2 separate regions of the Homo sapiens genome follow, and region 1 is linked to region 2. A link is a loop called in an ENCODE intact Hi-C map of the cell type or tissue named here. Cell type or tissue: OCI-LY7. All regions are shown on one strand.

Region 1 (8,000 bases), 95 kb before region 2:
AGGCTGGTCTTGAATTCCTGACCTCAGGTGATCCAGCTGCCTCGGCCTCCCAAAATGCTGGGATTACAGGGGTGAGCCACCATGCCCGGCCAAAAGGCCATCATTTTTATGTGCTCTGTTGTCCCTCTTACCTGGAACATTTGGAAAGCTTTGCTCAGTTTGCTTTTCTGGGAGACCCTGCACATACTGATATTAATAGAACCTGATGGACTGTAGGATGTCCCCTCAACTCTCCTTGTCCTCCTTTGCCCTCCCTCTAATGTGGAAAGTGGGACTCTCCTGTACTAAAGAGTTTTACTCTCTAGCAGGCATTTATATAGGCTCAAAATGTGGGAGGCAGGATCAGAGCCATTTAGAAGGGTTGCTGTTTAGGATATTAGTTACAAACAGTAGATTCCTTCTAAGCAGTCTAAGTAGCCAGGGATTTATTAGAGGGTTTTGCAGTGTTTCTGGGAGAACCAAGATCAATGCTACATGTTTAGGAACAACACAGCCTGTCTCTAACCAATTCCCATCTATAGCATGGATATAACCCACTTCTGCCTTAGGGCTGGTGACACTAGAGGCCAAACTTCATAACATCTGCTATAACTGCTCCAAGGAATCAAATACACTTGTCACCATCTGACCAGAAGTTCTGACCTTCTGGTTTGTGGCTACTGCCTCCTGTTGTTCCCCTCTCACTCTCAGATCTTGCATGAGTGTGTCTGCTTAGAAGAATCTAGCTGCAAGGGAGTCAGTGAAATGTAGCTTATAGTTTTCTAGCTTCTGTAGACTAGAAGCTGGGCTGGAAAGCTGCTAGATGGCACTGAATGAGCTGCTTTGCATTATTTGTTATTAAGAGCATGTGCATGGAGATGATGGCTAAATCCCTGGTGGGTAAATTCTCCTTGTGGCAAAAAGAAAAGAGGGAAGAGGATTGAGTGTAGGAGACCCCACAGGGCTTTTGGGAGAATGAAGCGACAGGGAGTCAGTGCAAGTGCCAATGCTGTTACCAAGAGGGTGGCTTCCTACTGCATGATAGGTGGCATTGCTGGGTAGCTGTGGCTGCAGTGCCATGCCTGAGCCTTTGGCACAGTCCTGACCTTTGCAAGAGGGAAGCAGTGTTGGGCTCATATGGTTCTTTTTCTATTGAGGTTGGTAGAGCTGGTTTCAAATTCTAGCCTCGGATAAGTTCCTGCACCATTCTGAGTTTCAGTTTGCTTATCTATAAAATGATGATATGCCTACCTTGCAGGGAAGTTGTGATGGTAAGACCAGATGGCATATGAGTGTCTAGCATATACCTCTGGTGTATAGTAGTGGTTCAACAAATTATTACTGTATTACTGTTATCTTCAATTTTGTCATCTTTCCTTTTTTCTTTTGTCTGAGCAGCTCACGCTGCATTAAACCCCAGTGGATGCCTGGATGCCAGTAGCTTCTATGATTTTTTCTTAGCAATTAGCTTACCTTATCCACCCATCTACCTTCTATGTGGCTAACTGCCCCCTCCCTCATTTTATTATGAAAAATTTCAAATATACAGAAATGTTGAAAGAATTGTACAGTAAACACACAAGTATCTACCACCTGGATTCTACAACTGACATTTTATTATACCTAGTTTTTTACATGTCTGTCCATCTGTCTCATCCATAGATCCATTTTATTTCTTTATACATTTCAGAGCAAACTGCTGACATTAGTATAGTCATAAATATTTTAGCATGCATGTCATTAACACATATCATTAACAATATTTGTTTTCAATTATTTCTCTTGATGTAAAATTTCACAATGAAATGCACAAATCCTAAGTGTACATTGCTAAGTTTTGACAACTGCATGCATTTTTACCCAACCTCTGTCAAGGCATAGAACATTACCATCTCCCCAGAAGCTTCTGTTGTGTCTCTTGCTCCTCCCCACTCCAGGCAACCACCATCCTTCCCCCTGCCCCCAATATAGATTGGTTTTTGCCTACTCTAGCATTTCATATAAATGGAATCACACAATATATACTTACTGTGTCTGGCTTCCTCTAGTCAGCATAACATTTTGGGATTCATTTATGTCGTTGTGTCTTATCAGTCGTGGATTCCTTTTTATTGCTGAGACGGCTAGCTTTAAAATTATGCCTGATTGCTGCAAGTAGAAAGAACCAGAAGCCCTCCTCATGGAACTTGGGATTGTTGCTTCTTTTTCCTTTCCAGCCTAGTGTTAGCAATGCACAAAGGCTCTTTGTAGAGGATTAGAGTTGAGGGGCTTAGAGGCCATTTAATTCAGTACCTCCTCCAGGCCTGTGGCATCTTGGCCAGGCAGCCATCTTTCTGACCCCTTTTTCTTCCCTCTTGGGACTGGTGTTAATGGGAATTCATGTGCAGAAGGAGCAAATGGGCCAATGCACGGGCACCTCACACATTTAATTGTTCTAGGGTTAAAGGATGAACCCAGACTTCTCTTAATGATTTTTGTTGTTGAGGATTTTGACATGCTTTGTGCATGCTAGAAATTATAGGACCAGTCAGCTGCAACAACTGGAGCTGGAAACAAGTTCCTATTTAGCTTTGATGTTAAGGAATCAACCACAGCACTGAAGCTGCTGAACTCTCTGATGGAAAAAGGCGTCATTCTGTTGCCTCTTGCCCCAGTTCCTTCTCTCCTCCTCTTTCATTTCTCTGTCTCTGTCTCTCTGTCACACACACTCCTCACATACACATAGAGCTTTTGAACATCTTCACGTATGGTGACTTGTCTGAAAGTTTAGCTGTCTCTTTTTTGAAGAAAATTGACATGATTGAGAGGGAGAAGGAAAAGGGTTAATGAAGAATGGCCATTGTGGCCAGGTGTGGTGGCTCACACTTGTCATTCCAGCACTTTGGGAGACTGAGGCTGGCAGATTGCTTGAGCCCAGGAGCTTGAGATCAGCCTGGGAAACATGGTAAAACCGTCTTTACAAAAAATACAAAAATTAGCCAGGTGTGGTGGCATGCATCTGTAGTCCCAGTTACTTAGGAGGCTGAGGTGGGAGGATTGCTTGAGCCCAGGAGGCTGAGGCTGCAGTGAGCTGTGATCAAGCCACTGCACTCCAGTCTAGACCCTGTCCTCAACAGCAACAACAACAACAACAGAATCACTTCTGCTTGGTAAGGGGGAAGCAGTGCCCACTCTTTGTGTGTGTGGGGGTATTAAATAATATAATGTGTGGCAACTGAGTGTTGGACACAGCAAGGCTCTGCAGATGTTATTTCCTGCCTTGCTTCTGTCCCGTGGAGAGGTTCTGAAACCTTTCTGCATATTAAAAGTATCTGAGGACCGGGCGCGCTGGCTCACGCCTGTAATCTCAGCACTTTGGGAGGTTGAGGTGGATGGATCACGAGGTCAGGAGTTCAAGACCAGCCTGGCCAAGATGGTGAGACCCCCGTCTCTACTAAAAATACAAAAAAATTAGCCAGGCATGGTGGTGGGCGCCTGTAATCCCAGCTACTCAGGAGGCTGAGGCGGAGCATTGCTTGAACCCTGGAGGCGGAGGTTGCAGTGAGCCGAGATTGCACCATTGCACTCCAGCCTGGGCTACAGAATGAGACTCCGTCTCAAAAAAAAAAAAAAAAAAAAAGTAGGAAGATTTTACAAAAATTTCATCACCAGATCCCATCCTGGACCAGTTGAACCAGAATATAGGACCCTTCCCCGACAGCCACAGTTTAAAGTCACTGATTAGTACCTGAGAGAATCATCTTCACACATATTATCACCACTAATTCTAATAACCACACAAGGCGGGCAGGTTTTAGTAATATTTAATATTTAGTAATATCAGAGCCAACTGATGTTGGGGGGACATTCTAACACAGGTCAGTCTGATTCCAAGTGCCACATCCTTCCTACTATTCTGTGTTCCCTCTGATCCTTTCGTGTGAATGGATTTTACATAGTAGTATGATCATCCCTTCATTCAGTTGTTGATTCCTTCTCATTGCTCCCCATGCTGTGCCTGAAGGTACAGTGGGGACTATTGTAGATGGGTTCCTGCCCCAAGTTGCTGGTGGGCTAGGAAGAAGATGCACAGCAGTGGTTGAACTGCAGCATGCAAAGTGCTCTCACGGAGCGTGACGAGGGATACGCCTGGATGTAGGGTGGGGAACTCTTTTGGAGGAAGTGCCACCTGGTTAAGATCTAGGGTGAGAGAGGAAACATGACTCTTGAAGGGAAGTGAAAGAAGCTCAGAAGGTGAAAACAAGAAAAGAACCTGGACAAACAGATGAATTTATCACTTGAATAGTTTTGCCTCACTGAAGAAAACATATTTCTTAATCCACCTAATGTGTACTAAGGCATGGCTTTCCACTTTGCACCAGGATTCTTTATTTGCATTTGCAAAATAAAACAAAATGCTTTATCGTAGGTTTTCTATAAATTCCAAATTTCATTGAATTTAAGAGTCTTTTGTTTAATATGACTATATGTTAACATGTAAATAAGTTTGTCTTTAGAGCTAACAAATCCTAATAAACAATACTCATTTCCCACCACTCATGGAAGGCACAGATTATAGTAGGAGTTCTGTAAGAGTTGCACACTAATGGAGTTTTAGGCAGGGATTCTTGAATCTTGTGAATTATATCTAATTTTTTTCTTCGCTGGTGGAAATCTTAAGAGTATAGCACGGTGTTAAAGCATGGGTTTTAAAGTTAATGAAAAGCTTAGTTTGTCACTTTCACTTAACTGGATGTGTAAAGTTATCCTACCTTTTTAACTCTCAGTTTCTTCATCAGTAAAATGGGAATAATAATAAATACTCCATATAATTTAAATATATAATTATATAGTTTAAATTAACATTTATATATTAGTTTCTATTTTTATAATTGTATACAATCATAGAATAAATGATCTAAATAGCTTTTTTCTAATATTTGAAAAATATAATTGATTTATATTAAAGAATATATGCAATCATATATGTAACAGAGCATAAGAAAATGAACAGGCATGAGCTCACCATTCACTCTAGGAAGGATAATATAACCACTAGTAGCTCATCTGCCCAAGTATTCTTCTTCAACTCAATCCTTTCCTCCCCTCTTTTAGGTAACCACTAACTCTTGAGTTTCAAGTTCATCATTCCTTCACCTTTGTATAATATAAAGTATTTTTATAATAGATATTTTACAAAAATAATGTGTGTTATCTCTCTGTATTATTTAGTTTTGTTTCTCAGTTTTATATTTTTAAAAGGATGTTGTATATAGTTTTCTGCAAGTCTTTTTTTTTTCCCGTTTTGTTTCCAAAATTGATTCCCGTTATTGTGTCTAACTTCAGTGCATTTCTTTTCAATGCTGTATAACATTCTTTGTGTGACTATGTCACAAATTTTTTATCCTGGTGATGGGTATTTAGGTTGTTCACCATTTCTTCCTCTGTGAACGGTGTTACTGCTGTGTGTAAGTTAGTATGTATCTCCCAGTACACACACGCAAGAATTTCCTTGTGATGTTGATGTAGAAGTTGAATTGTTGGTGTGTTAGTCCGTTTTGCATTGCTATAAAGGAATATCTGAGACTGGGTAATTTATAAAGAAAAGAGGTTTATTTGGCTCATGGTTGTGAAGACTGTACAGGCATGGCACCAGCATCTTGGCTTCTGGTGAGGCTTCAGGGAACTTTTACTCAAGATGGAAAGTGGAGGGAGCAGGCATGTCACATGGCGAGAGGGAGCAAGAGAGAGAGGAGGAGATGCTAGGCTCCTTTAAACAACCAGCTCTAACAGAGCTAACTGGTAAACTAACAGAACTAACAGAGTGAGAACTCACTTATTACCATAGGGAGGGCACCAAGCCATTTGTGAGGGATCTGCCCCCATGACCCAAGTGCCTCCCCTTAGGCTCCACCTCCAACATTGGGGATCACATTTCAGCCTGAGATTTGGAGAGGTCAGATATCCAAACTATATCCACTGGGCTTCAGGGTATTTGGATGTTCCATTTTATAAGATGATGTTAAGTTGTTTTCTAAAGTGGATGTGCCAGTTTAATGCCATCCAGTAGGGTATAAGCATTTGCATTGTTCTGCACCTTTTCTAGTTTTTGATATAGTAAGAATTCTTAATTTTGCCAAGCCAGTAGGTATACATGATATCTCATTGGTATCTTAATTTGTGTATCTCTGATTATCAGAAAGACAGCAGCTCTTCATGTGCTTAAGGGTCATTCTTTCTTCCTCTTTTATGAAATTCCAGCTTGGGTCTTTTGCTCAGTTATTTATTAGGTTGTCTTTTTTGCATTGGTTTGTAGGAGTGCTTTATATATTCTGCATACTTATCCTTTGTTGGATCTATGTTGCAAATATCTCCTTTTAGTTCATAGCTTGGCTTTTTACTTTATTTGTGATGCTTTTGAAAAACAAGTTCTTACTTCTTTTCCATATTCTCTTAATTATGCTGCCCACTGCTCAGTTTACTGGCAGAAACAGTCATCCCTCCTGACAGGCCCTTTTCGGATACCCTGGAAGCTAATACAAGCCTACATAAGTAGGATTTCCACCGAGACCTACTTTAAAAAATTTTTGCCAACTCTCAGATTGCTACTTCAACCCACTGCATAACTGACAACTAAAATTTTTCATTGAGAGCAGCTTCTAGCTCTGATCCAAACCAAGTCAGTCCATAGGTGGGACCTCAGGTCAGGAGGTTCTTAATGTGGTAGAATATGAGTATTTTCTTTTCTAGTTAACTAAAGAGATATTCTCTTATATTTTCTGCTGAAAGTTTCAGAAGTTACCTCTCTCAATTAAGGCTTTAATCTGTCTGGACTTGTGTCTGTTCTGTGAGGTAGGAACCCAGTATCCTTTTTTTTTTTTTTTTTTTTTTTTTTTTTTTTTGAGACAGAGTCTTGCTCTGTTGCCCAGGCTGGAGTGCAGTGAGGTGATCTCAGCTCACTGCAAGCTCCACCTCCCGGGTTCACGTGATTCTCCTGCCTCAGCCTCCCAAGTAGCTGGGACTACAGGTGCCTGCCACCAAGCCCAGCTAATTTTTTGTATTTTTAGTAGAGACCGAGTTTCACCGTGTTAGCCAGGATGGTCTTGATCTCCTGACCTCGTGATCTGCCCGCCTCAGCCTCCCAAAGTGCTGGGATTACAGGCGTGAGCCACCGTGCCCAGCCGGAACCCAGTATCCTTTTATATTTCTTGTACTGCACAATTGTTCCATGAGAATGGAGAAGGATGTATGCATCCAACTACTTGCACAGTTTTAGGCACATGGAAGGTACTCTGAAAAGGTTAGCTGTTGCTATTTTAACTTGTCTCCTGTTTTTTCAGTTGATTGGTTCAATCCTTCCTGAAATAATATGTGTGTGCGTTTTAGGAATGACAATTGAGGCAGATTTGCATTGGGCTAAGAAACCAACCTAAAACTCCTCTTTCCCCAACTTCCCCTTAGTATTGTTAGAAGCTTGATCTGTAAGTTTAATCACAGAGTAAATAATAAATAATGAGTTAATTGATTTGACCATTTATTTCCTTTGGACTTGGCTGGTAATTAAGGAATTTCTCTGGCACCTTACCAAACACCTGCTCCCTTTTCTCTGAATAATCAAATAGTCTTTTATTACAAAGTTAATTTCGCTACTCTGGAATTTACTTATTTGGCCCTGCATTACCATAGAGGTACTCTCTAACTCCATCATGGATGGTGGGGGCTCCAGCCATGATTCTGAAGTTCTCCTTAAGTCAATTCCTTCTTGAATGTCTTGGTCCAGATTGTACACACTGTACAGAAAACTTGATTTGGGGGCCTTTTCCAATTTCTTAGCTATGCTTTAGTGGAAAGGAAAGGCAAAGAAATACTTCTTGGAAAATTAAAACTGCTTAGCAACACTCCTGGGGTGCATTGAATGCACACGATGAAATCTGGAAAGTAAAACGTGAAACTTTATAAAGTCAGCATAAAAAGCACCATAAAAATTGGAGGAAAGTTGTTAGTTATATGACGGAGGATGACTGCCCGTTTATTGCTCGAGT
Region 2 (8,000 bases):
AGATAAAATAAAATAGTAGTCACTTTTAACCTCTTGTTTTGGGGTAGTTAGGCAGTAATAGATAACCAGTGCAAACTTGCCAAGGGAATGGTTAGTGTCACCAAAGAGGCCAATAATATTAATGGTATTAATCAATTTTTGAACAATGATACAAGCTAAAATTTAAATTCTGAGTTTCTAGTTCTATAGACAATCAGTCATCTGTATCTGTGGGTTCTGCCTATGTGGATTCAACCAACTCTGGATCACAAATATTCTAAAAAAAATTGCATCTGTTTTGAACATGGATCGACTTTTAATCTTGTCATTATTTTGTAAACAATACAAATAACTGTTTACATAGCATTTACATTGCATTAGACATTATAAGTAATTTAGAGGTGATTTACAGGGGAATATATATGCATAGGTTATATGCAAATAAAATGCCATTTGATATCAGGGACTTGGGCATCTGTGAATTTTGCTGTCTTAGAAGGGTCATGGAACTAATCCCCCATGGACACCAAGGGGATGACTGTATATGCCTTCACAATTTCCTAATGACCCCCAAACTGACCCAATGAAAATCAAAAATAAACACATTGATTAAAAACATGACTTATTCTAAATCTGTGATTTCTAAACTAATAATTTATGTTATTGGCTTAATTTTCAATTTTTATCCATAGTGTAGGTTAGAGCAATGTATATTTAATAACCTGTAGACTTAAGAACTAAGGTATTTTTGCCCATGTGTGGTTCACAACTGTAATCCCAGCACTTTGGGAGGCTGAGGTGGGCGGATCACTTGAGGTCAGGATTTTAAGACCAGCCTGGCCAACATGATGAAACCCCGTGTCTACTAAAAATACAAAAAAAAAAACCCAAAAAAAAAAACCCCAAAAAACCCCACAAAAATTAGCCAGGCATGGTGGTGGGCACCTGTAGCTACTCAGGAGGCTGAGGCAGGAGAATTGCTTGAACCCAGGAGACGGAGGCTGCAGTGAGCCGATATTGTGCCACTGCACTCCTGCCTGGGTGACAGAGTGAAACTCCATCTAAAAACAACAACAACAACAAAAAACAGAAAGAGAACTAAGGTATTTTTAACAGTGTTTTGAGTAGAAGAAACTAAAAAGAACATACATGAACTTTTTTAATGTGGTGGGTCAGGTCATCAGATAAGATGTGGTGGCAACGGTGGAGAATGTGGCTCATAACCCTAGCCTCCTTGGTCGTTCAGTCCCCTCTTATCACTTCCTTGTCTCTTTATTGCCTTGGGGCTTTCTGCCTGGAGCCCCTCATTCTTCTCCCATAGTAAATCCTTCTAATGCAGTTTCATGACTTGGTTAAGGTCACTCACTCAGTGACATGTTCCTTTGGACCATCCAATAACAAGATGCTTAATTCTTTCCTTTTTTACATCTCCATAGACCTGGGGGCAAGTAAAATACAACTCTGGATGTGCTTCTTCATGTAGAGAGTTGGCCCATCATAGGTCTGGTGACTGGTGACTGTGCTTCGTGCAGTGAATGATGCAGAGGTTGCCGAGGTGCAGGCTTCTTCAAAATCTTAAACGCTTTCATTTTCAAATACAAGGCCTTTTAGGGCACAGGGAAAGAAAAGGCTTTTCATTGACTCAGACTTCATGTAAGGGAGCAGGAAGGGCTGGTTCCAATGTGCGCAGGAGGGAGAGGATTACCAGGTATATGTGAGCAATGTCCACCACACCATTCTTAAGATACTCTCCATGCCCAAATGGAACTGTTATTGGAGTAAGTCCTACATGGCAATCTCCAAGTCCATTGGAAAATTTCACTCACTCTTAGGCCTCAAGGGCCAGTCTGATTACATGTGGGAATGCCACCTACTTTGCTGGGCTCTTGGCCTTCCTAAGCAGAAATGTGATTATACTACAAGGTAAGGGTGCTGTAATGAATTGTGTATTCCTCAAGGATTCTGGAACCAAAGCCCTTTCCAATGTCTCAGCACAAGCAGTTGCTGCACAGAAAAATAAACTTAAGGAGCCTGGGAGAGGTTCATTTTGGGATGATGATGACGTTAGTGATGTTCCCTTGATGGAAGTCCAAGATTGAGGGACCAGCATCTGGTGAGGACCTTCTTGCTGTGGCATCCCATGGCAGAAAGTGAAAGGGCAAAAGAAAACCATTTCACCAAGATGGAGATTGGGTCCATCATGAACTTACTGATCATCTCCAGGATTTCGTGAGGCAGCGTGGCACTGATGAGAACAACCTGCATGGCTGGAGGCCATGTACACATTGTAAATCTGCCCTTTGAAACTTATGTTTACCAGTTTATTATAAAGGATGTTGCAAAGGATACAGATGAAGAGATATGTAGGGTGAGGTATAAGGGAAGGGGCGTGGAACTTCTACGCCCTCCCTGGGCGGTCACCCTCCTAGAGCCTCCTGTATTCAGCTATCCGGAAGCTCCAGCTCCCATTTCATGGTTTGTCTCTTTACTTTTCCCATTTTTTTTGACATAGACAAAATTTTTTAGAACAAATGGAGGATCTGGTGTGATAGACAATGTAGGGAATTAGGTAAAAACAACAACAAAAAAAAAAACCTGGTTTCTGGCTGTGCCTGGGCCACTCACAGGCTACTACCTAGCTTTGTAATCTCAAGTAACTCAGTAAACGAGTAATGTCTCTTAGCCTCAGTTTTCACTTCTGTAAATTGGGCAAAATAATGGCATCAACCCTACAGGGCAGTTGTTAGGATTAAGTAATATTAAGCATGTCACAATATTCTTTTTATAACACAGATTCACCCAATTCTGCTACAACATTTCTGTTGATGGATAACTTGGTTGTTAAGCCAAGTTCTACCTGAAGATGATCATGAAGGAGTGGCTAAGAAGCATCTCTAAAACCTGATTGTTATGACTTTCCCCCTAAAAGTTTTGATAGACTGCCCAAATGTTTATATTCCCCATGCATCAGAAAGCTCCAGTATAATCCAGACTCAGCCAGGCTGGCCTTGTTCACATTGTGCATCTGGTTTTGAGTGGCTCCCATCTCACTTTCTGTGATGCTGCAGGATTAAAGGCAAGTGCTCTAGGCTCTCTGGGGGCAGTACCCGGTTCAGAACTAGCCCTATAGTGCCACCTGGGGCAAGTTATTCCTTGAAATGAGGACAGTAATTTTTGATGTGAGGATTGAATTGTATGCTGTGGTGAGGATTAATGAGATCATGTCTGTTGTGCTCTTAGTACAGAGCCAGACACTGAATGAGTTTCCGTGAGGGGTACTGTGCTTTCAGGACCCAGCTAAGTTGGGCCCTGCGAAACAAGCAGTACCTGACTGCCCAAGACTGGAAAGGCACAGCTTGTGAAATGAAATGGGGTATTTCTGATAAAAAACTGAGCTTCTGCAATAAAAGAGAAATTTAATTTATTAAAGTTGATGAAAAGGTTAAAAAACATAGGGGGCTGGGCACAGTGGCTCACACCTGTAATCCCAGCACTTTGGAAGGCTGACATGGGAGGATTGCTTGAGCCCAGGAGTTTGAGATCAGCCTGGGCAACATAGGGAAACCCTGTCTTACAGAAATATAAAAAAATTAGCCTGGTGTGGTGGCGTGCTCCTGTAGTTCCAGCTAGATACTCGGGAGGCTGAGATGGCAGGATTGCTTAAGCCCAGGGAGGTCAAGGCTGCAGTGAGCCATGATTACGCCCCTGCACTCCAGTCTGGGCAATAGAACGAGACCTTGTCTCAAAAAAAAAAAAAACACAGGCTGTGGGGAAGATATACCATGATAGGAACAACCAACCAGTCAAACAAAAACGGGAGAGACACACACATACTTACTTTTTCTGTATCTCTCTCTCTCTTTCTCTCTCTCTCCCCCCCTTTCCCTCTCCCTCTCCCTCCTTCTTTCCCTCCCTCTTTCCCTCTCCCTCTCCCTCTCCCTTTCTCTCTCTCTCCCTTTCTGTCTCTCCCCCCCACCCCCCTGCCAATCTTTGGAAGGACACACGAGAGGCTAGTAGTAGTGGTTGCCAGGGGTGCTGTTAGGGGAACAAGAGATTTATGGTTGAAAGTATATAGGGATTTAGGTGTACCTTTTGATATTATTCAAAATTTTCATCTTTTGCATTGGTCAGTTGTATATTAAAAATGTAGTTACTCAAGTGGTTAAAATTTGAATTATTAAAAATGTATTTTAAAACCTGGAGCCGAGGCTCTTTTGCTGAGTGCTGTGTTCTCGTGGGTCACTATTGAGTTGGTCGTTTTATCTTCAGGGAGATGCTCTCCATCAGGCAGTCACTGATGAACCTGCTTCTCATTATATTCTTCACTTGAAAGTCTTAACATCTAATGTCCTTGAAGATGTTCAGTAATTCCAAATTCCTGCCAGTTCAGATTAGGCTCCTCTTCTTGCTACTCTGAATTGCTTTCACTTGAAATAATTTGAAGTGTTTAAAGTTTAATGCTCTTTGAGGGGAGCTGCTACATCTCTCCCCTTTATTTGAATTAAATAGTGATTAATAGTCTCTGTTGAGTGGCCTCTTCCTTGACAAAACCCTCCGGTGCTGGGGTGGTTGGCTGATTAGCAGAGCTAGCTCCTGTCTTGGGTTCTGTAAGCAGAGCTTCTCCATCTGCAGAGGGCAGGGGGTATGAATGCCACTGGAGGTTGAAGAGGGTTAGTACTGCCCACATGAAAACTTCTTTTTCAAGGCAGGGTCTCACTCTGTTGCCCAGGCTGGAGTGCAGTGGTGTGATCCTTGAACCCTCCACCGCCCAGGTTCAGGCGATTCACCCACGTAGCTGGGAATACAGGTGCCCGCCACCATGCCCAGCTAATTTTTGTATTTTTAGTAGAGACGGGGTTTCACCATGCTGGCCAGGCTGGTCTTGATCTCCTGGCCTCAAGTGATCCTCCCACCTTGGCCTCCCAAAGCACTGGGATTACAGGCATGAGCCACTGTGTCTGGCCTACATGAAAACATTTTCAAGAAGCCCTAGGTGTATCTTACATTCAACTCGTACATCTTACTGAACAATACACTAGCCTGATAAAATATTTTAAAGCTGTTTTATTTTCTTTCCCAAATCATTGGGTGAAAAGTAAGATATGCTGCATCTCCTGTTGAGACTGAAGGTATAAAGTGCTCCAGGTTGAAAAGCAGAGTATGAGGATAATATGTTTTCCGAAGTAGCAAGTCTTTGGGGGAATAGATTCCGATGAGTTTAGGCTGGATAAACTCCCTTAGTAAAGTTGGACAAGCTCATCTAAGGATTGACTCTTCCCTTGGCTCTGTCTTCTTATTTCTGCTATTGGGTAATTTTGCTTTCATGTTTTATTAAGCTCAGTGCCATTTTTCTTCTAGAATTTTTCACAGATAATTACTTTTTGGGTACTTAAAACTAAGTGTAAAACATCACCCTCCTAAACATACCATCAAATTAAGTAAATAAAACACAATTTAAGAACAGCTTTTATTAAAACAATAAAGTTTGGGGATTTTTTTAATTGTCTTAATAAAGTGCAACAATTTTGCATACCTTCTCCAGCATAATCTTAACATTTGGCTGCCCGCCTTGCCTGAAAGGAAAGTCCTAACATTACCCAGGAAGATCATTTTAGGTCAAGAAGGCCTTTAGATTAAAACGTGTGTGTGTGTGTGTGTGTGTGTGTGTGTGTGTGTGTGTGTGTGTGTAATATAAACATAAATGTATATAACATATATTATACATATATAAATATATATATTTTTAGGAAAAAACAAAATGGTACAGTTTTGATTCAGTTGAACTAGTTTATTGCACCATACATCTGTACTTAAATAGGGCTTTTTTCTACAATACTTGAGTTGCTGTTTTTTTGCCTAGAACCTTGTGGGGTGATTTTCCATCGCTAGCCCTCTGTGAGAAGTTCTGACTTGAGGGTAGACAGCTCTTAGTCTGAGGACATTTCCTGCACTGAACTGCATCCACTGTGAGTGATAAAGTTGGGGTCAGTTGTTCAGAGTGGGGGTGTCTGGTCCCTGTTTTGCTAACATTGGAGGAAAGGCTTAGAAGAACGAATGAATGCTTGGAGTAGCATTCAACAAACACTGCAAGTAGATGAATGCTTGGGAGTAGCATTCAACAAACACTGCATGTCTGTGTACCATAATGTTCTAGGCACTAGGATATAGTACTGGACCCTGGAAAGTGACTACGTGTAGCTTGTACTTGTGTGAGGGAGACATCCAACAGACAAATATGTACTGTGCCAGGTGGTGACAGGTTCTATGAAGAAAAGTAAAACAAGGCTGGAGGCTAGAGAACAACAGTAAATATTTTAAGGTATTCCTACTTAAAAATATATCCTACATGGACTGTATTCTTCAAAAATGTCAGTATAAAAGACCAAGAAGGGTATGGAAGTGTTCCAGATTAAATGAGGCTAAAGATACATGACAACTCACCGAGCATGGCGGCTCAAACTGTAATCCCAGCATTTTGGGAGACCTGGTGTATGAATTGCTTTAGCCCAGGAGTTTGAGACCAGCTCAGGCAACATAGCAAGACCTTGTGTGCACAAAAAAACTTAAAAATTAGCCAGGGTGGCACATGCTTTAGTCCCAGCTACTTAGGAGGCCGAGGTGGAAGGATACCTTGAGTCCGAGAGTTGGAGGTTATAGTGAGCTAATCATGCAGCATGCACCCCAGGCTGGGGACACAGCAAGATCCCTGTCTCTGGCAAAACAAAAACAAAAACAAAACAAAACAAAACAAAACCATGACAACCAAATGCGATACCTACCCTAAACTAGATCTGATTTTACACTGACATGGAATTAATTGGAATACAGACAGTAGATAGGATAAAGGCATTTGATAACTGTCCTGTGGTTATACAGAGAATATCCTTGTTTTTAGAAAGACACACTGAAGCAGTTAGAGGTATTTAAGGGGAAAAGGCCTTACCCTTAAATTAGGAAAAAGTTTCATTCATTTATTCGTATAATAATTATGTGTGTTTATGTGTTTATTTTAAAGTGGGGAAGGAGAGAACAGAGGGAACAAATGATAAAACAAATGGGGTAAAATGTTAGTAATTGGTAAAACCGAGTAAAGGATACGTGGTGGGTTTTCTTTTCAACTTTCTATAAGTTTGAAATTATTTCTTTGTCAACTTTTAAAAATTATATATTGTATGTGTGTTATATAAAACTGTAAAATTATATATAGTCTAACACTTTTAAAAACATTCTTTTTTAAAAAGTATATATTCTTTGGGAGAAGTTACCTATTAATCATTTCCATGTTAATAATATGAATTTTAAGAAAAGTAATTTATTCATTTGCTATTGTCTTAGCTGAGACTAACCACAAAGGAACTGAGTGGCTAAGAAAATGTGGGAAAGGAGGCATTATGGGCCAATGGCAGCCAGGCTGATGCAGAGAACTGGTTAGAACACTTGGGCTTGGAGAGTGAGGCGCACAGTGTATTGTGGAAGATGACGTTTAAAAGGAAGATCAGAGCAGGCCTTTGATAAAACCACCACTGGGGTCAGTTTGGCCTTTACAGTTAGGCAATCTCTCTAGACCATTCTGTATGCTATCTTTGGGATAAAGTTATCCTTAAAAAAAAAAAAAAACTTTACTGAGATATAATGTATATATCATGAAAGAAGGTTGTGAGTGACCTTGACCAATATTTTATACAGATAGATGAACATTGTTATGCCAGCATCTATCAAACTTGATCAAAATGCCAGGCGCAGTGTTAAGTACTTTAATAGATATTATTTAGTTTAATCCTTACAATATCCTTATAAGATATGTCTTGCTTTTTAAATAGGCAATGAGGATAAAACCCTGAAACGTTATAAATAACTGCCTTAGGTTGCATATCTGATAAGGGGCTGCATTTTGGAGCCAGGCCTTGCTGCTCCAGCACCACTGGACTGGGCTGCTGCCTCATGTGTGTGATCCCTGATGTGTGGGTGGTGCAGCCAGGTGAGAGCAGAGGCTCTGTCTCAAGTTAGAACAGAACGTGCAG

Evidence for each region. A loop is a pair of places that touch in the nucleus more often than their neighbours do. Peaks named below come from ENCODE experiments on the same cell type or tissue, not always from the same donor. Only the 100,000 strongest peaks of a DNase experiment are listed, where the experiment ranks them.
Region 1: a loop joins it to region 2, with 3 times the contacts of the local background. A loop is called at or near these places in 2 of 110 quality-filtered maps.

What each region holds. Positions count from the first base shown.
Region 1 is chr3:31,948,528-31,956,527 of GRCh38, reverse strand. The region is part of intron 1 of OSBPL10 (oxysterol binding protein like 10); the gene reads left to right. Among named protein-coding and RNA genes, the nearest start is that of OSBPL10, 29 kb to the left of the region's middle. RefSeq lists an enhancer at 3,969-4,018. In OCI-LY7, a CTCF peak has its summit at 849; DNase peaks (open chromatin) are centred at 727, 2,638, 3,217, 4,127 and 1 weaker place; H3K4me3 peaks cover 4,394 bases; H3K27ac peaks cover 7,918 bases.
Region 2 is chr3:31,853,737-31,861,736 of GRCh38, reverse strand. The region is part of intron 3 of OSBPL10 (oxysterol binding protein like 10); the gene reads left to right. Among named protein-coding and RNA genes, the nearest start is that of OSBPL10, 120 kb to the left of the region's middle. In OCI-LY7, CTCF peaks have their summits at 2,893 and 3,095 (motif pointing left); DNase peaks (open chromatin) are centred at 3,096, 7,436 and 7,976; H3K4me3 peaks cover 1,144 bases; H3K27ac peaks cover 6,301 bases.